Linked DNA regions of Homo sapiens: regions 1 and 2 are each linked to region 3. A link is a loop called in an ENCODE intact Hi-C map of the cell type or tissue named here. Cell type or tissue: CD4-positive, alpha-beta T cell. All regions are shown on one strand.

Region 1 (8,000 bases), 1.1 Mb after region 3:
AGGTGACTCTTGTTATGTTTTAGCAAAGAGATTGGCAGCATTTTGACCCTGCCCTAGAGATTTGTGGAACTTTGAACTTGAGAGAGATGATTTAGGGTATCTGGTGGAAGAAACTTCTAAGCAGCAAAGCATTCAAGAGATGACTTGAGTGTTAAAGGCATTCAGTTTTATAAGGGAAGCAGAGCATAAAAGTTTGGAAAATCTGCAGCCTGACAATGTGATAGAAAAAGAAAAACCCATTTTCTAAGAAGATATTCAAGCAAGCTGCAGAAATTTGCATAAGTAAGAGGAGCCAAATGTTAATCTCCAAGAAAATGGAGAAAATGTCTCCAGGGCATGTCAGAGATCTTCACAACAGCCCCTCCCAACACAGGCCCAGAGGCCTAGGAGAAAATGGTTTCGTGGGCCTGGCCCAGGATCCCAGTGCTGTGTGCAGCCCAGGGACTTGGTGCCCTGCATCCCAGTCACTCCAGCCGTGGCTGAAAGAAGCCAATGTAGAGCTCAGGCCATGACTTTAGAGGATACAAGCCCCAAACCTTGGGAGCTTCCACATGGTGTTGAGCCTGCAAGTGCACAGAAGTCAAGAATTGGGGTTTGGAAACCTCCGCCTAGATTTCAGATGTATAGAAATGCCTGGATACCCAGGCAGAAGTTTGCTGCAGGGGTGGGGCACTCATGGAGAATTACTGCTAGGTCAGTGCAGAAGGGAAATGTGGGGTCAGATCCCCCACACAGAGCCCCTACTGGGGTACCGTCTAGTGGAGCTATGAAAAGAGGGCCACCATCCTCCAGACTCCAGAATGGTAGATCCACCAACAGCTTGCACCATTTGCCTGGAAAAGCCACAGACACTCAATGCCAGCCCATGAAAGCAGTCAGGAGGGAGGCTGTACCCTACAAAGCCATAGGGGTGGAGCTGCCCAGGATCATAGAAACTTACCTCTTGCATCAGTGTGACCTGGATGTGAGACCTGGAGTCAAAAGAGATCATTTTGGCGCTTTAAAATTTGACTGCCCCGCTGGATTTCGGACTTGCATGGGTCCTGTAACCCCTTTGTTTTGTCCAATTGCTTCCATTTGGAATGGCTGTATTTACCCAATACCTGTACCCCCATTGTATCTAGGAAGTAACCAGCTTGCTTTTGATTTTACAGGCTCATAAGTGGAAGGGACTTGCCTTGTCTCAGATGAGACTTTGGACTGTGGACTTTTCAGTTAATGCTGAAATGAGTTAAGACTTTAGGGGACTGTTGGGAAGGCAATGATTGGTTTTGAAATGTGAGGACATGAGATTTGGAGGAGCCGGGGTGGAATGATAAAGGTTTGGCTGTGTCCCCACCCAAATCTCATCTTGAATTGTACTCCCATGATTCACAAGTGTTGTGAGAGGGACCCGGTGCGAGATAATTTGAATCATGGGGGCAGTTTCCCCCATACTGTTCTCGTAGTAGCGAATAAGTCTCAAGAGATCTGATAGTTTTATCAGGGGTTTCCGCTTTTGCATCTTCCTCACTTCTTCTTGCTGTCACTATGTAAGAAGTGCCTTTCCCCTCCCACCATGATTCTGAGGTCTCTCCGGCCATGTGGAAATGTAAGTCCAATTAAACCTCTTTTTCTTCCCAGTTTTGGGTATGTCTTTATCAGCGGCATGAAAATGGACTAATACAGACTGCTTGCCTGTTATATTTTATATTAAACATGACCTGGTCATCTCATGGCAGTCAGCAGGTTTGAACTCTTTCTGTGTGGCCAACTTTGGGAAGCCACTCTCCTGGAGCCACAGGTAATGTCATGGAAAAAGAGTCTTGCCAAGGCGGTGACTTATGAAGTATCCCCTCTCCTCAACCATATATGCATCTCCTCCATCTACCAAGCAGCACAGAGAGGGTTCCCATGAGATATAGTCCTAGAGAGACGCTCGTTCTTACATTGGGAACATGAGTCCTGCTCTCTGTATATGCTGTCATCCAATTTTGCCTGCAGTGAGCTGGCCTGATCAGAGAACAACCAAAGGACAGCTGTCCCTCAGAACAATCAGGACCTTGAGACCTTTACTTGGGCCCCACACTGTCCTACTTTCTGCTTGAGAGCTGAAGGCATATTTCTAGAAAGAAGGCAGCCTAAGCACCAAGGGTAATGCTCTGGGAATTTTCAGCCCCCGATGCTGCTCTGCGAGGATAAGAGAAGAGGCAGAAAGAGAAACCTCTTAGAATCCTCTCCCACACTCTCCAAATATCTAAGAAACCAGGCCGCCTCAGGTCTCTTGTCGACAAGAGCTTTCCCTTCCCACCATTTCCTAACCTCACAAAGAGCACGACGGGAGATACAATGAAGAAGGCTGGAGAGGAAGGCCTCAGCTATGGAGGCTGCTGTACTTCATCACCACCTCTTATGTCCTGGTGGCCTTTTGCCTCCCTCGATTATGTCCTCTTTCTTTCCGGGGCTGCTTCTTCCAGACGAAGCTGAAATGAGAGGGTAGGATGTGAGGCCAACTTTCCCATGTGCCCTTGGAACACGAGGATGTGATGTTTATCCCTCCAGACCCCCTTCTACTGACCTCTCTACGCACATTGTTCTGGAATTCAGATGCGTCAGAGGATGTCTTCCGTGTGAGGCTCTGGCCAGGAGTTGCTCTCTGAACTAATTTTACACAGATGTGTACACATATGGCCCAAAGCCCACTAAGTGACCAGCAGCCTTGTCCCCAGCATTCTCTGCTGGTCTGATGCCATTGCTATATTTTCCAACCTATCCCTGTGGAATGGTGACCGTGGCCTCACCATAAACCCCAACTACTGGCTGCTCTGTCCTTGAGGTCACAGGCTGGCAGTGACCTTGCCAGTGGCTCGGCCTCCCGGAGGCTTGAGGCAGGGCTTCTTGGCTTGCAGTTGCACTGTGGTGAGTCCTCAAGGCCTCCTGTACCCTGCTCTTAGCCTGTTTGGCTTCCCTCCCCTGTAGCTGCTCCTCCCTGCAGGCCTGCTGGCCTCCACACTCCAGGACAGTTAGGATAACATCTAAAGCACGTGGAGTTGCTGGGAAGAAAGGCTCAGGTCTGCATCAGCCAAGCCACAGCTCTGCTGTCATTTTTGGTCCACAATGGCCCTGGGGTTATTGCATTTATCCAGAGCATTTCCACACCCACACCCTTCCCTCCACCCTGACCTTTTTATATTTTCTGATCTTTTTTTTTTTTTTTTTTGAGAGGGAGTCTTGCTCTGTCACCCAGGCTGGAGTGCAAAGGCACGATCTCAGCTCACTGCAGCCTCCACCTCCCGGGTTCAAGCGATTCTCCTGCCTCAGCCTCCCAAGTAGCTGGGATTACAGGCACCCCGCCATCATGCCTGGCTAATTTTTATATTTTTGTAGAGACGGGGTTTCACCATGTTGTCCAGGCTGGTCTTGAACTCCTGACCTCAGGTGATTCACCCGCCTTGGCCTCCCAAAATGCTGGGATTACAGGTGTGAGCCACTGCACCTGGCCCTATTTTCTGATCTTGATTATGCACCAATAAAAAGAAAAATTTACCAGATGATAATTTTTTTTTATTTTTTATGACCAGATTGCACCTGCTACTTTTCCAAAAAGCCAACTTTTCAGAATGCTTTAAAAAACACTCCCTTTAAGTGACACATTTCATTTTGCAAAGACTATGGCTTTTTCTCAAACAGATTTTTATCTTTTTTCTGGGGTCTGATGTGGAAACCTCACTAAATTCCTCCATCTAGATCATGTCAGTATTTGATTAAAATGTGAGTTTGAAGGCTCTCCTGTGAAGCCATTTCTTCTTGCATCCTTTTAAAATTAACACTCACGTTAAAAACTGATGACATTTAACATTGAAAATAAGCTAAACCTGATGGTAACTCTCTGAGCTCTTCAAATTGACGCCGAAGGTGGCCACCTTGTGGCTGTTGTGGAAACTGCCACTTAGACCTGATTTTTCCCAGGCGTTGGGGCCCTACTGCTAATTAAATTAAATGACTCTTAAGATTATCTTTTCCCATGCAGTTTACATCCCAATCCTGCTCCTCTACAGGTCAACTTGTAGTGATATCCTGGCAGTTTGGGGGCAAGAAAGCTATTCTAAATGGCCTCAGTGGGTTAGTTGAAAGAAACCTTTTGGTCCTTAAACTAAGGAGAAGAGATAACCTCCCAGGAAGCCCAGGTCTTTGTCTTCCTCAAACCTTATATGCTCTAAGTCCCATATTTTAAAAAATATGCTCCAGGGGATCCCTATATCCGCATTCCTGGGTAAGATCTTTAAAATGCAGGTTGCTGGGGTCCCTCCTCAAGACCTAAGAATTGGAATGTCTAAGTCCTGGGATTTGCATTTTAAACAAATTTCTCAGGTGAATTTTTAATGCACATTCAAGTTCTAACAATGCTACATTTTAGTCTACTAAGGAAAGAAACTGGAGACCTAACATATGAAATGCTTTTGACGCAGGCAATCTCCCTTGGGCCCTGGGAGGGAGGGGATCCAGAGCTGAAGAGAGCTCAAGAGACCAATGCAGGAGTTCTCAAAAGCCCCTGACAACCCAAATGTTTGCTGCTTGAACATAGGAGGCTCCACCACAGTGACCTGGCAACTTCGGTCGAACCCTCTAAACAAGAAGCCATGGGCCACCAGAAGAGTGGCTGCTTGTGTATGGTGTCTCCCTCTGGCCTGCATAGGAAGCAGCAAAAGGCAGTTAGAAGGAGAGGCACCTCTGCTGGCTACTCCATCACCCCCACCCAACTCCCACCGTGTCCACCCCACCCCAAAGCTCCATGTCCCAACTCGATGTGAAAGGCAAGAGACCAGCTTCCAGGCCAGGCTCTCCTGCTGACCAGCTTTGTGAACTTGGACAGGTCGCTGGCTTCAGGTGTTATTGCTGTAAATGGAAGTAGCCAGATAACCATCACTTAGCTTCTTTCCAATTCTAACATTCTGTGATCTCATTTTGAGCTTTCAGAGGGAGAGGAGGCTCTTTATGAGAAGTGATCATGGGAGTCCAGATTCCAAGCTTAGCATTAAGCCTTTGCTGTTTGTAGCAATTAATTATTATGGAGTGTCACTGAGAATTGAGATCCTCTGCCAATACAAAAACAATAAACTTTTGCAATGTCAATTCTCTACATTGGGGGTAAAGCAGCACTGGACTGAAAGCCTTCCAAATGCCCCCCCCCAACTGACAGCAACCCCATGACCTCATCACACCCTCCCCTCCTCATGCACTATTCTCCAAAGACTTTAACACACCCCATCCTCACACACGCCCTTCCCACACCCACCCCCACCTCCCAATCAGGCCTCCTGTCTCTGAACCCACTTCCTGCTCTAGCATTCATCTTGTTGGGTGCTGAGATACCTGTAAGAATGTCTAGGTGGAGACTTCACCCAGATCATCCTTCTTATCCTTTCAAGATCATTGCCCCCAGGTGCCACTGCTCTGAGACTCCACCATTCCCTATGCATACTCAGCTCAGTTCTTAACCTGTGACATTATAATCATCTGCTTTTATGCCTGTATCCCTAAATGGAAGATCTGTGGCTGCCACATACTGAATATTCAATAAATGTTTCCTTGAATGAATGACAGTAGGAATGAAAGAATGAGTGGATAAATAAGGAATTAAGAAGATGCAAGCTGACTATCGTACAGAACCTCTATACCTATTCTTTGCACAAGTCTGGATGAGGAAAGAAGAACCTGGTCCAGACTGTCTTGACTCTGGAGCATTTTGGGGAGAAGATGGGAATGGAGGGCTGTGCCTGCAGTAGAAGTAGCATGGTAGGTTATCAAAGCACAGGTCAGTGAAATCAACTATTGTGTGGTGTCAATTTAGTGGGTTCAGACCAACATTTTTAAATGAAGTATAACATAATAGAATAAATTAGAAAACATGTCTCTTAGTAAGTTCCAGTACAGCTTTATGGAACTTTTTTTTTTTTTTTTTTTGAGACAAGTCTCACTCTGTTCCCTGGGCTGGAGTGCAGTGGTGTGATCTTGACTCACTGCAACGTCCGCCTCCCGGGTTCAAGCAATTCTCCTGCCTCAGCTTCCTGAGTAGCTGGGATTACAGGCGCCCGCCACTACGCCCAGCTAATTTTTTGTATTTTTAGTAGAGACAGGGTTTCACCATGTTGGCCAGGCTGGTCTCGAACTCCTGACGTCGTGATTCGCCCGCCTCGGCCTCCCAAAGTGCTGGGATTACAGGCATGAGCCACCGCACATGGCCAAGACTTTTATTATATAGACATGTGCAAAATATACTTCTTTACTACACACAGTGGTCAAAAAATGTAGAAGCCACTCATCTAGGAAATACTTCCTAATACTTTACTAAATACTTCATTGACTCAATTTGAAAAAAAAAAAAACTGCTGACTTTATGGTATGGCTTCCATTTATTGGAATGTGGGGATCCATTTGTCAGGAAATGTATATGGATTCCATGATGTTTTTGAGAGAGCTATATATTTTCTAATTACTTGAAATGATAATGATCTGATCTCATCTAATTTCAATTATGTTCAGAATAGGTATCTTTCATAGAGATAAATAATTTAAGAAAATTTTCCTAAAATAGGGACCTTCCCTCTGTTTTGTCTTTTATGTCTCCCCATGTAGAGCCTGTCTATGATGATAGTATAATACTAGCTCTCTCTCTTTCCTACCAAGGTGAAAAAGCCATTTTCTAAGAGTTAGTAGAAAAGAAGTGATAAAAGCAAATTAAAAATCTTAAATTCCAATATCAAACTTTGATAAATCTATCTAAATATCTCCATGGGAAATCATAGTGACAGGTGAGATAATAAAATTAAAATCTCAAAGGAAGGCAAATATCAACTAGCTTTGTTAAGAACATGAATCCAAGCACATAGGATACAATTTCTTCTCTGCTGTGTTTTGTTCTCCTCCGATGAACAGACAGCCATGTGTTAGGCTTTCCCTGGTTTGGCCATAACACTGTCCCCAGTCTCGTCTGTTGACACCATATGGGATTGTCACGCTTCTTTGTTTATGAAGAGTCTCCTGGAATCTTAAAATTAAGTTTCAGTATCAGACCAGCATCCAAAACCAATCCAGATACATACTTAGACTGGCTTGGTGTTTAAAAAGACTTCATGTTAACAGTTAAAAGTCAGAACATTTCTTTTAAAAATTAGGGTTCTTGACTTCTCTTGGAAAGGTTAAAATATTTAGAAGTGCAAGACCCATATTACTGCATGGAGACTATTGCTCTTAACCTAGGTCCAGGGGACCCCTGTGTTTTGATACAGTTTCCTCTGTAATCCTATGTATTTTATTTTCTTTATTTAAAAGCGTCATCTTGAGAAGGGATCCATGGGCTTCACTAGACTGCCAGAGGGGTTCATGGCCCAATAAAGGCTGAGACCATCCTAGAGTAGAGCCAAGCAGCAGCTGTCCCCTCGATCCCTGTTCTCATCATTCTTTACTTTCTCTGAAGCCATGCATCTGTTTTCATTTTCCATTGCACTAACAATTTTCCTGGAGTCAAGAAATATTTTCCTGTAATTATGTCTCTATCAAAAATTGGAAAAAGAAAAATGAATTGAGGGTTTTGGAATTCTTACACTAAGCTGCTCCACTTATTTATGCCAGCTCACTGGCCTCTGGTCCACAGGGATTGTGTTTAACATCCTTGATCACCAGTGAAGCACAGCCACCAACCAGTCAGAATGGTTGTCATCTGTGCACGAACAATGCTGGTGCATGCCCTGTGAACCTCAGCCCTGTGCCTGGAGGATTTCCATCCCTGCTTCAGCAGGCTTCTCTAGCTCTCTGGGTGTCATTCCATGTTGCATCTGTCCTTCTTCCTGGAATATCAGGGAGTGTGAGCAGTGGGCTATTTGGAGTGTGCTTGGGAGCATCCTGGGGAACTAGGAGAAGATCAATTTCTCCTTTTTGGCAAAGGAGCAGAGATGCCAGCTCCACCCTGCCGTCCAGTCTCTGGACTTGAGGGGAAATGGAGCTGATCATCATCATGTCCG
Region 2 (8,000 bases), 1.1 Mb after region 3:
CTCTCAAGGGGAAAGCATTTCCCTCATGGGGAAAATTATGGATGCCCCGATGGAACCTATTGTCTACTCTCTGCATAACACTAGCTTTGGTGACCTGGTCTCTGGGGATAAAATTAAAATTAGTGCCAGGCACATACAACCCTTTCTTCTTCCCTGCCATCTTTATAGAAACCCTCAATAGAGTTCTAATGCCCACATTTGACAATGATGTCTTTTGGGAGGTCAGGAAGCAGAGAGAGTAAAAAAAATTCTCTCCCAATGTGGTTTTACAAATGGGCATTAGCCACAGGCTGTTCCAGCTCAAGGGTGAAGAGTAGCACAAACTCTTTTCTTTCTCTGCAATAAAAAGAATGAAATTACTTCTTTCTATAGCAGTGCTAAGATATGAATAACTGAACTGGAAAAAAATATTAGCTGTCTGTCTACTGTTGCTGCATAATACAAAATATATATCATTCCAGCATCTGCCCAGTGAAAAATTACAAGAACACTAGCAAACATGTGCTACAAAGTATCTTTGATTTGCTTGTCCTCATTATTGATGCAATCAAAATGGGGTTATCAATCTGGTTCTTTGAAATCAACTATTTTAGTATCCATTTATTCTAAAGACACAACACTTTTAACAAATCAGCCTCACATCACTTTAACCTCTGTGGAATATTTTCTTTTCTGTTTCTCCATGTATGAAAGCCATTTAAAACATCTGGTAGACTGAAAGCCCAGGAAAGAGAAGCCACCTGAATAAAATACAAAAAGCAGTGTTATTGATACAAATACTAAATTATGTGTGCTGAGATTCTTAAACTTGGGAAACTGAAAATAAGATGGTTCTGGAGACTGATGATGGAATATAGAGCCTTTGTCTTTTAGGCGACTGTTGACATTCTAATCAGAGCAGAAATGGGAAAACAATGCAGCAGAAATGCTTCTACCCATTGAGGATACATTCTGCCTTAGTTTCTTTCTAAGGGCCCATGAACCTGCCACCATAAATCAAAACCATCTAAGATGTTGCTTTACATGCTTTGGCAACATTCACTATTTGATGGGATCAGATATTTCCTCATTCCCTGTTATGGATTGAATTGTATCTCCCCCCACCCCCCAAAAAATGCAAAAATATTAACCCCCAGTACCTCAGAATTGAACTTATTTGGAAATAGGGTCGTTGCAGATGTAATTAAATTAAGATGAGGTCATACTTGAGTAGGGTGGATCCTTTATGCTATGTGACTGGTGTCCTTATAAAAGAGATGGTCATGTGAAGACAGGCACACACACAGAACACCATGGAAGATGGACCAGAGATTGGAGTGATGCCTCTACAAGCCAAGGAGTCCCTGTGACTGCTGGCCATGACCAGAAGCTAAAGAGAGGCATGGAACAGACTCTCCCTCGGAGGCCTCAGAAGGAATTCACCCTGCTGACACTTGGATTTTGGACTTCTAGGCTTTAGAACAATCAGAGAATACATTTCTGTGATTTTAAGCTATCCAGTTTGTGCTACTTTATTACAATAGCCCTAGGAAACTAATATATCCCCCCAAAAGGATTTTTTTCTTTTTTCTTTTTTTTGAGACAGTCTCCAGCCTGTTGCCCAGGCTGGAGTGCAATGGCACAATCTCGGCTCACTGCAACCTCCGCCTCCCAGGTTCACGCGATTCTCCTGCCTCAGCCTCCCGAGCACCTGGGATTACAGATGCCCGCCACCACACCCAGCTAATTTTTTTGTATTTTTAGTAGAGATGGGGTTTCACTATGTTGGCCAGACTGGTCTCAAACTCCTGACCTCGTTATTCACCCACCTTAGCCTCCCAAAGTGCTGGGATTACAGGTGTGAGCCACCACACCCAGCCAAGGATTGTTACATTTCTATCCTTTATGTCAAGTCAGAGCCTGGTTAGCCCTCTGAGATAGGAATGAATCTGAGATTCCAAAAAATAAATGAACTTGAAGATAGGAAACTTTCCCAGCCCCATACAGACTTTCTACTGAGCCAGTGTTTTGTTGGAGATGTGTCACTTTCTTTTAAGGAACATACAGAAGACCTTGGGGTCTCCGTGTCTGTGTGTCTGGTACCCTTCAGTGTGAAGCAAAACACATTTGGAAATGTGAAATTTTGACTGTGCCCCCTTTCAACTGTTCACCATTCTTTGATTTATTTAATGAATATTTATCTTCTGCCCACAGGGACAGATAACTGACATGTTGAGAACTTAAAAGTAACTGGTCTTATCTTCACCTGCCTTTCCATAAACATTTATATTCATAGCATCAGTGTCACAATCTATCATTGATTGATTTTGAAGTTGTGTGTTTCTCAGAGCCTTACTTACACCAGCTTATGAACGAACAGATAAGAGCTAGCAAAATTTCTGCTCAGAGTCTGTACATAAAATGGCACCACTGGCTATAGTTTATACTGGAAAATAGCTTTCATCTTTCATGGCACACAATAGGCCCACACTAATGGCCTGGTGATGAATGCTGATGCTGAGAGCTCTGTATTGAGGTCAATTACAAGACCACACCTGGACTCCACAGGAACTGTGCTGGGAGGCATCAATGTCTCCACCAAGCGCTCGGGGGTACAGTCGTAGTGAAGGAGCTGAGTATTTGCCCACCCTGCTTTTCAGGTTCAAGTGAAAAGACTTTGAAATTATACCTTAAAAAAAAGAAACTTGTGAAACATAAAATATAACTTTAATAACAGAATGTGTGACACTATGAATCTTGGAGAATGGCTTAAGAAACTCAGCAAGCATTTTTTTCTAGCCCTTCTCTAATGATAATGTATCTAATTTTACAGATTAAAGAAGTAAAGTTGAGTATTTTGTTTTTTAAATCATCACTGCTACTTTCCAAGCTTGTGAGCTTGAGTTCTTTTAGGATCTACATTCACGACCCTTCTACTGCCCAAGAGACTTACATGTCAGAGGAGTGACAACATCTCCAGGAGCTTGGTAAATTTTGGCCAACTATTTGACACAATCCTTGTCCCTTGGAAAACACTAATGTATGTTTAACGTGAAAATCAACTTCCTAGAAATCCCCTATTCCAGTAGCTTGTAAGGATGACAGCTGTTTAACAGAGGAAAACTGGTTTCAACCCTTGTGTATTTGAACAACTGCTTACAATGTAAAATAAGAACATCTCTGGACCAGTCAATCCCGTCCCTGCAGAATTATGTGCTGGTTTTTATACAGTGCTAAACAGTTTGGCAGATCTAATGTCATCAATGTATGAATTAGTTTCACATCTCTGGCTGTAAGAAACTGATAACACCCATAAAGCAATTCCCAGGTAGACTCTGATTGGCCAGCTCAGGTTACAAGCCCATGCCGCAGTAGTAGGGTATGGTGCCCAATTAATAACCCATCAAGATTCTGTAAAATGGAGGAGGAGTTCCTTTGATTGTATCCAGCACAATAGGAATGGGATAATATGCTGATCAATGACAGACTATCAGAGCCCACTTCAATATTCTGATCCTTGGCCGGGCGCGGTGGCTCATGCCTGTAATTCCAGCACTTTGGGAGGCCAAGCAGGTGGATTATGAGGTCAGGAGTTCGAGACCAGCCTGACCAACATGGTGAAACCCCGTATCCACTAAAAATACAAAAATTAGCTGGGCGTGGTGGTGCATGCCTGTAATCCCAGCTACTCAGGAGCTGAGGCAGGAGAATCGCTTGAACCCAGGAGGCGGAGGTTGCAGTGAGCTGAAATCGCACCACTGCACTCCAGCCTGGGCGACAGAGCAAGACTCCATCTCAGAAAAAAAAAAAAAAAGATTCTGATCCTCTTAAACTGAGGTACCCCATCTTATATCTCTACGTATCCTCTGTAGTTTCTAGCACTGTACCTGAAAATGCAATCTTTTAATAAATTCTGATAAAAAGAAGAGGATGTAGCAAGGTAAAGAGCTCTTTTCCACACCTCTGCTTCACATCTTCAAGAACCCCATTTGATGCCAGGCCAGAAATGGGGCTCTAATGCAAGCTACAGTGGCTCTGGGGCTTCTGATGTGCACTTTATTTGGAGGAGGGCCAACTTAATTCAGAAAAGAGTTCTCCAGGCTGGACTGACAGTGACCTTTCCACAGTGACCTCAGTTTAAGGCCTCATTCAATTTGAAGGAGAATCTTAAGGCTAGTTCGAACAAGCTGCCCCTGAGATAAAGCCAGAAATGGTTCATGCTCTGCAGCAGAGGCATAGACATAATGAACTGCTGACTGGTGCCAAACAATCTCTTCCTTTTCATTCACTATGCGTAATTAGTCCAGATTTATAGGACAGACTTCCTAGAATCCTCAGGCACACACACACGACAAATCTCTGGAAGGAAATGGACTTCAATTTTCCCTTCCCAAGCTCCCCTCTTGGAAGCTCTGTCACTCAAGGCCCTCTGTCTGTCACATCTCCTCTGAGATCCTTGAAGGCTGAGCTGGTTTGGAAAAGAGCACACTCCATTATCAAGCCAGGCTCCTTACACATCTTAGAACTTACTGACACCTGCTGGACGGTTTCCTTCTCTCTGAAAAGCATCTGAGCAGAAGCCTTTGCCCTATGTGTGAGGTCGAAGGAGCCAGGACCTTGGCTTCTGCACTGGAAGAGGAACAGAGAGCTTTCCCTGCCCTGCGGAGTGCTGTGTCTGCTCAGTGAAAACGTACCTCCTCCCCACAGAGAGCAGACTTGAGAGTCCCCAGGCAGCTTCAAGAACAAGCACCCTGATGGTAAAAATGCATGCAGGAAGGAACACCATGAAGAGCAGTTCAGAGGTGGAAGGTTGGAATTCATGATCATGGTCAAACTCCTAGATTCTTATGGCTTTTCCTCCTGGAGAGACTGAACATACAGCTAGCTTGAAAAGTATCCACTTCCAAGTGTGGAGCCTTACACTGTTCTCTGGGTTGCCAGAGCCAGGAGATGCTGCTTGACCGGGTCTGTGTTGCCCCAGAGCAAATCCTGAAGGAAGTAAAGGTGACCCTTGGTACTGTCCACTCTCAAAACATCTGGTTGTCTTTGGCTGCCTTCTCCAACTCCTAATGTTTTCAGGGCAATGCACTCTTCTCAACAGGTTGGAATAAGCAAATAAACTAATTTCATTGCATCCTTGTGAAACTGCATGTTTTAAGAGAACCTTGGGGTGAGATTTGTGCTAAAGTCCAGTGAATCTCTCCTAATGGTAGCATTTTAAACCTGAGGATAGGCTAATAACAGAAACTACTTGGAAAAGTGGGCTTGTGGAACCCCTTTAATTATAACGTGTTGGACAGCTGCCTGCAGGTAGATCTTGCATAGAACTAGTTAGTTATTGCTGCTATCTTGCCAAGGAATTGCCCTACATGGAGACCAACTGCTGGACCGCCCATTCCCCAGCCTCTTCTCCTTCTTCCCAGGAAAGAGGAGGAGTACTCACTGGCTGGCTGGCTGGCTGGCTCCCCTCAAGCTCCCTGGAAGATCCCTTCTGGAGAAGCTATTCTTCAGCATTCCCTCCTGGAACCACCCATCCCATCTGCAGTCATAAGAGCACCCCTGAGTCTCATCTCAGTTTTCCTCCCTAAGAGCCCAGCTAAATGCAGAAAGCAGGAGAGTAGGTGAGTGTGAGAGCATCTGTAAGCCTTTTTGCCGCCAGGGCTCTAGTGTGGCAGAGAGACCTCCCTGGGAGTGGAGCTATACCCTTCCCTATACAGGAACACAGCCTGCCCAGGCCAACCTCAGAAACTAAACACCTTTATTTCAAGAAAGAAACACCATGCTCAAAGGTCCTCCACCTTTGGGGCCCCCCTCCCATCTTCAGTATGCTTCAGGCCAGAATTTAGGTAGAGCTCTGAAGTTTGAGTTCTAATAGCTGGGTGTTGCCTACATTTGGTGTTCTAAATGACCCCTGGCCTCCTAGGGGTAATTATACAGCGGGATTTGAGGGTTTAAGGATGGGTAGGCCAATACTGGTAAATACCAGAAGGAATGTACAATTTCCCCCTAAAAGCCTGTTAGGGCCAGAGCCTGCAGAGATGAAAGAGGTCAGGAAAATGCCATGATATTACTTGCTTCCTACCTTAACATTTGGCCTCTCTGTGTCCCTGCACAAAGAAACCTGTGCTGCCTGTCAGATATGAAAAGCATTGCTATTTAGCAACTCAAAAACCATTAGAGGATTTACTTCAATAACCTGGAACTCATGGATTTCCAGAATCCAGCCTTTGTAGTGCTCTCTAATTTTATGATCTGTATCCTCACAAATCCTCCTCTGTCCCAGACATACTGTGTTCCAGCACAGTCTTTTGTTCACAATGCTCCCCGTAGCCCCAAATGCAGCCCTGAGTCTTCCTCTCCAGTGATCTCAGTCCCAGCCATGTTTCAGCACCTCCCCCATGTCCCACCTCCTAATGAAGCCCTCCTCTGCCACTGCCCTCACCACCCACAGCTCTTAATATTTCCCCTGTCCTATGTCATACACTTCCTTAGGTTGTTGCTTATATTTTCATGTAGGCAGCCTTTGTTCTGGAAGACCACAGGCCCCTCAGAGGTAAGCTCTTTGTCATATACCTGTTTGACTCCCCAGTTCAAACCCAGAACTTTTCACCACAACTTAGCCCATGGAGGGGGTCCCCTACATGGCATCCCTGAAAGATGTTTCCCCAGTCTCGCCATGAACATTTCTGGTGACAGGATGTGCATGACTTCATCCTGACCCACTCCAATATTGAATAGCTATAAGTTTTATTAAGTTCTTATTTCTACTAAGCCAAAATCAGCAATATCTGCTCCCAATGCTGCATTACAAGCAGCTGCTAGCTCTCAATTTTTGTCAGGATTCTCTTCTCCAGAGCAGAGATTCCCCAATTCTTTTGATCTTCATCTATCATAGTTTACAGACCCTGTACCATTCCGGCAGCTCTCTCCTGGGAAATTTCTGGTTTCCAGAGTCTCTCATGAAAGTTGCCACCCAGAGGGGAACACAATATTCAGCTGTATGAAGATGTGTGCTCTGAATGATGAACATACTCGAGGGAGGTATCTTGGTGATAATGGTGATGATCATGATCACGATCAAATTCTAACCACCTTTTAAAACACGAGGAAATTGCTAAAGAAAGAACGCTAGTATTTTACCCATCCAAGGGATTCCAGTTTTGAAGAAAACCAAAAATGTAGGAAATGCAGTCACCTGGATTGTGGCAGACATTGAATCTACTTTCTCAATGTTATTTCATAGCCTTCTGATGGTAGAGTTGTGGTTTGAGTGAGTTATACAAAGAAGTTCATGTATCTGATTAAACAGCTTTATGTGTTACCAACTGGAAAGATAACTATGGCCTTCCAAACCGACACTGGCTGCCTCTGCAGATCCTTGTTAGAATAGAGCTGGCTCGGAACCTCAGCGGTCCTGGAGATGTTCCAACAGCTCAGGTTTCCCAGATCTCTGCACTCCTCACCCATCCCTAAGCCTCCTCCAGGGCCTCAAAATCTCGGAAGTCCCTTCAAAGAGCCAAATTAAGAGAATGAAATCATCAAATGTATGAAGAAAACCACCAGGAAGAAACAATTTCCTTTTCTCCAAGTCCCTCAACATACCAAGCAATGCCTTACGTAGGTTTAGGGCTTGGGAGGCCAGATTATGCTTTAGTTCTTGAGGGCCTTTTATGTAGCCACAGGACCTTACGTGAGTGAATTCTCCTTCCTGGCCCTCACTTTACTTCCTACTCCAAAATCTATGAACCTAAAGTCTACAACTAATGAAGGAGGAAAGCCTGATAAGAAATCAAATGATTCCCCTAATCACTCCAGCCCACACTGATCTTTTGTTTTCTTTTAATTCTGAGGCATTTATTTTCTGTACCATTTATTTAATTTTAATATTTTGCTGCCTTCTTATTTTTATTCTCATAAATAAAAGGATAGTAAGCTCTAGGAAAAAAAAAATAACACAACTCATCTAATGCCCTTGGAAAGTTGAGGGAACTGACTGGCCTAAAGTTGCAAAGCTGATTAGT
Region 3 (8,000 bases):
TTTTTAAGTAAATTATACTCATTTGCTATAAATTAGTAACTTCTAAGAAATCCTGTAATTTGGGAATGTCTTCTCCAATATTTACTCAGTACAGTGGCTACCACAGAATTCCATTTCATTTCTGTCAGGGCAGGAGATTCAGAAGTAAGGGGAGGAATGTGAGAAGGGAGATATGGGGAGGTGTTGGAGGGGTTGAGGTGGGGTGAGGGGAGCGTGGGTCCCAGCCCAGTCCCTTGAAAGCTTCCACTGATTAGAAGGTGCTCCACGACCCCTCCCTAACCAGCCAGGAGAGGGTGAAGGCAGAGCAGTCCTATGTCTCACTCAATAGCACTCTCTCTTTCCATCCTCCACAGTGACCAGGTCAAGACTATCCCAGCCTTCTCCAACAAATCTAATACACGCACATACACACTCCACCCTTCGCCCTATACAGAAAAAAATCACCATCGGAAGGGAGCACCTGAAGGAAATTCTTCAGCCCCATCCTCACACCTACCTGCTCTGGCATGCATCTGCATACATCCACACACAGCGAATCCTCTACCTGCACTCATGGGCCAAGATCAGGGTGCAGAGATCAAGGGCAAGAACAGGGAACAGAGATGCAGAACGCAATTGTCTCTAGAGAAATACCTGTAAGCACTGTTGCTCTTAATAGGATTTATGAGTTTAATCAGATTAGGTCCAAAGATTAGCTATGGATCATAGTTTCAACCTGACTAGGTTGCACTGAGACCATTAAAAGGGCCAGCTTGGACAATGAGCTACCACTGCACACCTTTTAGGATGGCTAAAACTTAAAAAACAAAATATAAAAACTGCTGGTGAAGATGCAAAGTAACTGAAACCCTCATACTGTTGGTGAAAATGCAAAATGGTAGAACCACTTTGGAAAACAGTATTACTCTGCAAAAAAAAAAAAAGAAGAAAAAAGAAAAAGAATTGATACCCACTACAACATGAATGAATCAACTGCATTAGGCTAAGCGAAAGAAGCCAGACTCAAAAGGTTATACACAATTCTAAACACGACATCTGAAAAGGCAAAACTATAGGTTTGGAGGACAGTTCAGGGGTTGTCAGGAGTTGGGTGTTGACTACAAAGGAGCAGCATGAGGGAATATTTTGGGGTGAAAGAACTGGTATCTTTGTGGTAGTTACACAACTGTGCATTTGACAGTCACAGATCTGTACAATGAGAAAAAAAAGTTCATTTTTGCTCTATGTTAATTTTAAAAAAACACATTAAATTTTTTTTTTAGTTAGAAAAGAGGGTCTGGCCACTTCAATGATAATAGTGATACCCAGTTATAGGAAGTCCCCAAGTCTCAAATCCTGGGTAAACATCTCTGACCCATGTATAGAGAGCAACAGCTAAAGGCCAGCCCCAGCATCTATCATCTCCTTCCACCTCTGTAAGAAAGCCCTAATTTTTCACTATTTTAAAAAATAGGCCAGGAACAGTGGCTCACACCTGTAATTCCAGCATTTTGGAAGACCAAGGCGGGCAGATGGCTTGAGCCCAGGAGTTCCAGACCAGCCTGGGTAATATGGTGAAACCCTGTCTCTACAGAAAATACAAAAATTAGGTGGGTGTGGTGGCGTGTGCCTGTAGTCCCATGTACTTGGGAGGCTGAGGTGGGAGGATTACTTCAACCTGGGAGGTTAAGGCTGCAGTGAGCCGTGATCCTGCCACTGCACTCCAGCCTGGGCAACAGAACGAGAGCATCTCTCAAAAATAAATAAATAAAAAGTTTCAAACACTTGGAAAGGGACAAAAGAGATAACAGGGTGTACCTTCAGTGGGCCTGGATGTTGCTTATGTAAAGCAGACCCTCCGACAGTATCTTTCCATAGCTGTGTACACTCTTGACTTTCTATTGACTAGTTTACAGGTCTGTAAATTGCAGAAAACTTGGCAGTGCAAATGATTCCTGTCCCTAGCAATGTTTGTCCATACCAATTCTCTGGCAGACAATATAAATCTCTATAACCCAAATTCCTAAACCATTAACATCTTTTTGGATTCCCTAATTAATGAATTATGCTATTGCCTTTCTCGTAACTGCTGGGCGTAGTGGCTCACAATCCTAGCACTTTGGGAGGCCAAGGCAGGTGGATCACCAGAGGTCAGGAGTTTGAGACATGGCCAACATGGCGAAACCCCGTCTCCACTAAAAATACAAAAATTAGCCAGGCATCGTGGTGGGCACCTGTAACCCCAGCTACTCAGGAGGTTGAGGCAGAAGAATCACTTGAACCCAGGAGGCAGAGGTTGCAGTAAGCGAAGATTGCACCATTGCACTCCAGCCTGGGCGATAAGGGTGGGAGTCCGTCTCAAACAACAACAATAGCGGAGAAAATTATGCTTTAGCACCCTAGTGCAATTAAGTGCATAAATAATTGCATTTCCCAGCCTCCTTGGCAGCTAGGTCCACAGAGCCAATGAGAGGTGAGCCAGCATCAGGTAGGATTTCAAGGAAGACTGTTTACAAAGATGAGCCAGCTGGGAGAAACCCCATTTTGCTCTTCTCTTTCCTTCTTCTGGCAGGACATGTGGACATGCTAGCTAGTACTCCAGCAAACATGTTATTAGACCATCAGGTTACCTTGTGTTAGGAAGGTGTGGTAAACTGATAATGGTTCCCAAAGACATACTCCCTGGAACCTATGGTATTTGCTACTTGATTTGGAAAAATCATCTGTGTAGATGTGACTAAGTTAAGGATCCTGAGATGAGGGGCTTATCTAGGTGGGCCTCAACTGCCGTAAGTAAAAGAGAAAGGAGAGGCCAGACACGGTGGCTCATGCCTGTAATCTCAGCACTTTGGGAGGCAGAGGCAGGAGGATCGCTTAAGTTCAGGAGTTCAAGACCAGCTTAGGCAACACAGTGAAACCCCATCTCTACAAAAAAATACAAAAATTAGTTGTGGTGTGTGCCTGTAGTCCCAGCTACTTGGGAGGCTGAGGTGGGAGGATCACTTGAGCTTGGGAGGTTGAGGCTGCAGTGAGTGATGATCCATTGTGCCACCACACCCTATCCTGAAATACATAATTTTTAGCTTTAAGTGAAATTCATTCTAAAAATAATTAAAATTTTTTTAAACACAAGATTGACACATTGAATTTTAAGTCTTGTGAGAAGCCATATTTAAAATTTTTAACCATAATGCACTGAATAGCAATGCAAAATTCATATCATTTGTACATAAAATGCTTCTCTCAACATCAAAAGGCTCAAAATAGTCCCTCCACCATGTAAAGTCAATCTCTCCCTTTCAGAATACTCAATGGAAGTTCAAGATTCTAAAAAAAAATTAAAAAAAAATAAACAAACTACTCCCTCAAGTCCAAGTCCACCATTGTCTACTCCCTATCCCACAGTGCCCACCCTGCTGGTAAGGACTGCCATCTCATTTCTGTTACCCTCTGAATTCTAGAACCTTCCACATGCTATCACAGTCATCCTTTCCCCACAGCACATACACTATTGTCACCTACGTCCTTGTCCATGTCCCCCAGCAGACTCAACTCCTGGGTGTCTCTGGCATCTCTGGCATCTGTACAAAGATGCTATCTCTGAAGTCAGGAGTAGCCCACAGTCCTGTTGCACATGGTCAGAAGGCTGGCATGTCAGACCACATGCAAGGGGCCTCTAACAATCCCACAACAGGCTGCACCTGAGACTGAAAGAAAAGGCAGTATGAAGGCTGGGCTTGCGAGCAAGAGGCACTGTCCTCCTCTGACCTCATTGTTGATGAGCTCACACTGGCAAGCACATGCTTTCCATTATCTGAAACACCTCTTCCCTCTTGCAAACATCAAGCGCAGCAGCAAAGCCATATTTGGGGGCTCAGCCATTATCTGTTTAGAGTCTAAAAAGGACAAATTGCACTCACAGATTGCATAGGTAACCTGTGACATCAGTGAGAGGGGCCAGATAAGCCACGACCGCAGCTCACCTCCTAAGAGTGCCTGCTGCCGTCCCCTGCAGCAACCCAGGCCATCGTGACCTCTCAGCTACCGCATCTGACTTCCTATCAGTGTTCAGCATTCAGGACAAAACAGAGAACAGGGTTTCCACATTAAACATGCTACAGCTCAGGTTGATGTCGAATTTTTATTGGTTAAAGCAACTACAGTCATTGCTTACCTTACTCTAAAACAGGTGATCAAGATTTTACATTACAGTTAGAATTCCTGAATATACAATGATTTATTACAACAGAGTGGCTGCTTCTTGATTTTTTTTAAAACCAACTGAAACTGATCTCCATCTTAGCACCTGCTAACAGTCAATCAGGTCAACCACAGGTCATATGAAACCATCTTCCCAACTCCCCCACCTCCACTGGTTCTGAAGAGTGGGTGTAAACAATGGGTTAAACAATCCAGGATGCAGACAGCTGTTAATCATAACTGGCTCCACATTCCCACACATTACAGTGGACTTCAGTAGACTCCCTGGCTACTTCCTACATAGGCTCAAACCTCTTACGCATGTGTACAAAAACATCTGAAGACATTTGGGGGCAAAGAAGAATGAATATTAAAATAACTGCCCAATCTGCCTATACCAAAGAAAAATATGACAGAGGCTTGGGGTTATAACCTATTCTACTTTTACGCCTCAGCTATTGAACAATTTTGAACAATCAGAGACAAAAAGGCTTACCAGAAAATACATGATTAACAGTATGTCAAACAAAGTAACTACAGAGATTTTTTACTTTAAGATGTCTGCTGTTTGTGTACCCAGTCATGTACAAAGGCAAAGTTAGGAGGTAGCTTCTCTTTTTCTTTAAGAGTTTAAAGTGTTTCTTCTTTTCTAAAGTACTTTAGCTACTCGAACAGCATGCAGACAGGGTAAGAATCACAGAACCTGGCCGAATACACAGCTCATTCAGCATCAACCACAAGGTGGCGCTGCTTCAATGCTGATTCAGATGCACAGCCCTGCTAGAGACGTTTCTCCACCATCAAGGCTACATTTGCTTGTGTCCTTTCCAGGCCGGCCAAAAATGCTTTCTCCTTAAGGTTTCAGGTAACACACATATGGCTAACAGTCTATATTGAGAAAGTAAACCACTGAGGCACAGCAACTCCCTACCCCCATCTTAGGACAGACTCTGACTGCACCTGAGAGGACTTATCTCAGCCTCCCTTAGTTAACAAGGCAACAAAGTGGGGCAGAAAGGCTTGCATACTCCTGAATCACACCCAAGTACAACACTGGGAGTTCATCTTCCCGGGAATCCATACTGATGAAAATAAATGGGAAACAAGACAAATCTCCTATGCAGAAAAATTCCAAACAATTTACATAGATCCTCCACTCTCATGGTGGTGGTGTACACCACCATACCCCTAAGTGTGGGCTGCACACAGCGACTTCCTGCCTTCTGGAGAGTACAGCACACTCCACATACAGCATCTATGCATGCATACAAATGCGTTCATGTTAATATATGGAAGGGGGAGGGAAGGAAACGAATAACTTCACCTTGGAGCAACCTGGCACCCACTACGTTGGCCAGGTGATCGAAGTCAAGACAGTGATAAGCCAGGTAGCTACTGTGTACATCAAAAGATGGGAGCAGAAGGCACTTCACTTCTGTGGTTTCTGCCCCAAAACCTGTAACTCCAGTCTAATCATGAGAAAAACACCAGTAGAGAAAAACACCAGTAGAGAAAAACTCCAGTACAGAAAAATTCCAGTAGAGAAAAACTCCAGTAGAGAAAAACTCCAGTACAGAAAAACTCCAGTACAGAAAAACTCCAGTAGAGGGGCAACCTGCAAAACACCAGCCCAGCACTCCCCAAAACTGCCAAGGTCATCAAAACAAGGAAAGTCTGAGCAACCACCACAGCCAAGAAGAGTCTAAGACCTGACAACTAAATGCAATATGGTGTCCTCTCGGATACTGGAATAGAAAAAGGACATTGGGAATAAGCTTTAAAAAAAAAAAAAAAAAAAAAAAAAAAAAAGGAATAGGCCGGGCACGGTGGCTCACGCCTGTAATCCCAGCACTTTGGGAGGCCGAGGCAGGCGGGTCACGAGGTCAGGAGATTGAGACCATCCTGGCCAACACGGTGAAACCCCGTCTCTATTAAAAAATACAAAAAATTAGCCGGGCGTGGTGGCGGGCACCTGTAGTCACAGCTACTCGGGAGGCTGAGGCAGGAGAATGGCGTGAACCCAGGAGGCGGAGCTTGCAGTGAGCCGAGATTGCACCACTGCACTCCAGCCTGGGCAACAGAGCAAGACCCCATCTCAAAAAAAAAAGGAATAAAGTACAGACTTTAGTAGGTATCAATATCAGTTCATTAACTCTGACAAGTGTGTCATACTAATGTCCTATGTTAATAAGAGGAGACTTGGTATGGAGTGCACGGGAACTCTGCATTCTTTGCAACTTCTCTATAAATCTAACGCTATTCTGAATTTAAATTTTATTAAAAATAGAAGTTCACCCAAGCTTTAATGGTAACTAAGAGGTCTCGTCACATACAGGAGAGTCCTTTTACTTTCTATGTTGTATTTAGGTTGTGTTCCTGACAGTCCTTTCACCCTCAGCATAGAGGAGGGTAAAGCAGCAAACACTGCTTCACTGAAGGTCATGTGAAGGATATGGTGGAAAGGCAGAGTGTGAGGGCTCCTGTGCCATCTGCACCTTTCGAGAGTGATCGAAGGCCACTATTCCGGGTGGCAATGAAGTAAAGTGAAAATGACCCAGGCTTTGGAATTAGACTGAAGTTCAAATCCCAACTGGTTATCAACGAGCAGTCTAACCTTCAGCAAAGTTATAACTAAGCTCTTGGGGCGCTCCATCAACTCACTGTAAGTGGGGTTCATACCTAAGCTGCAGGCTTGAAAATGTTCATGCAGTGTCTAGCACATGGTTGAATAAATGCTAAGTTTCCATTTCTCCTTTCCTTTCCTGAGACAAAAGTTAACATTGGCCAACTACAGCCCAGGGGCCAAATTGGACCACTGAGTGTTTTTATACATAAAATATCACTGGAACACAGCCATGACCACTCATTTACGTATTGTCTAAGGCTGCTCTGTACTACGATGGCAGAGTTACATAGTCGCAACAGGGACTGTGTGGCCCTCAAAGCCTGAGATATTTACTATCTGGCCCTTGACAGAAAAAGTTTGCCTATTCTGCTCAAAGGTCATCAATTGCCATATTTCCAAAAGCTAACAGGTCCTTTGTTTTTTTTTTTTTGTTGTTGTTGTTGTTGTTGTTGTTTTTTGAGACTGAGTCTTGCTCTGTCACCCAGGCTGTAATACAGTGGTACAATCTCGGCTAACTGCAACATCTGCCTCCTGGGTTCAAGCGATTCTCCTGCTTCAGCCTCCTGAGTAGCTGGGATTACAGGCATCTGCCACCACACCCAGCTAATTTTTTTGTATTTTTAGTAGAGACGGGGTTTCACCATGTTGGTCAGGCTGTTCTCAAACTCCTGACCTGATGATCTGTCTGCCTCGGCCTCCCAAAGTGCTGGGATTACAAGTGTGAGCCACCGCGCCCAGCCACTAACAGGTACTTTTCATTCCTTATCATACTTGACCTTCACAGCCTCTGCGTCAGATGCCCTGTTTCAAAATCCTCTTTTCTCTCTTGAGGCCAGCAACCTTAGCTCAGACTCTGCACTCAACTCCTTGGTGCTCTTCACAAGCATGGCTTCGTGGAGCACTCAAAGTTCAAGATAGGCAAAGTCAAACCACTCCACACTGTAGTTAATTACACCAGCACCTACACCTGTGGTAGGGCAGAAACAGCATTACTTGGAATCCCAGGACCAACGAGGGCTGAAATTCTACCTTTCAGAACCTTAGAATTCCTACCCAAAACACAGGAATAATGCCCACCTTGGAAATACTATGAAAATTAAACTGGGGAGAAAAACAAAGTCATGAGGCACAACAGAATATTTTGAATCTTGACCTATCAAGAAAACCAAGCTAGAGCTCGGCAAGCTTCCCAATG

Evidence for each region. A loop is a pair of places that touch in the nucleus more often than their neighbours do. Peaks named below come from ENCODE experiments on the same cell type or tissue, not always from the same donor. Only the 100,000 strongest peaks of a DNase experiment are listed, where the experiment ranks them.
Region 1: it touches region 3 in a loop (4-fold over the local background); 10 of 110 quality-filtered maps call a loop at or near these places.
Region 2: it touches region 3 in a loop (6-fold over the local background); 9 of 110 quality-filtered maps call a loop at or near these places.

The regions. Positions count from the first base shown.
Region 1 is chr2:158,020,401-158,028,400 of GRCh38, reverse strand. It overlaps a transcript of UPP2 not described here. Among named protein-coding and RNA genes, the nearest start is that of UPP2, 77 kb to the left of the region's middle. In CD4-positive, alpha-beta T cell, a CTCF peak has its summit at 3,881 (motif pointing left); a DNase peak (open chromatin) is centred at 3,900.
Region 2 is chr2:158,030,952-158,038,951 of GRCh38, reverse strand. It overlaps a transcript of UPP2 not described here. Among named protein-coding and RNA genes, the nearest start is that of UPP2, 67 kb to the left of the region's middle. In CD4-positive, alpha-beta T cell, a CTCF peak has its summit at 4,462; a DNase peak (open chromatin) is centred at 4,531; H3K27me3 peaks cover 726 bases.
Region 3 is chr2:159,115,690-159,123,689 of GRCh38, reverse strand. The region is part of intron 4 of TANC1 (tetratricopeptide repeat, ankyrin repeat and coiled-coil containing 1); the gene reads right to left. Among named protein-coding and RNA genes, the nearest start is that of MIR6888, 67 kb to the left of the region's middle. RefSeq lists enhancers at 1-103, 4,779-5,073. In CD4-positive, alpha-beta T cell, a CTCF peak has its summit at 4,919 (motif pointing right); a DNase peak (open chromatin) is centred at 4,929.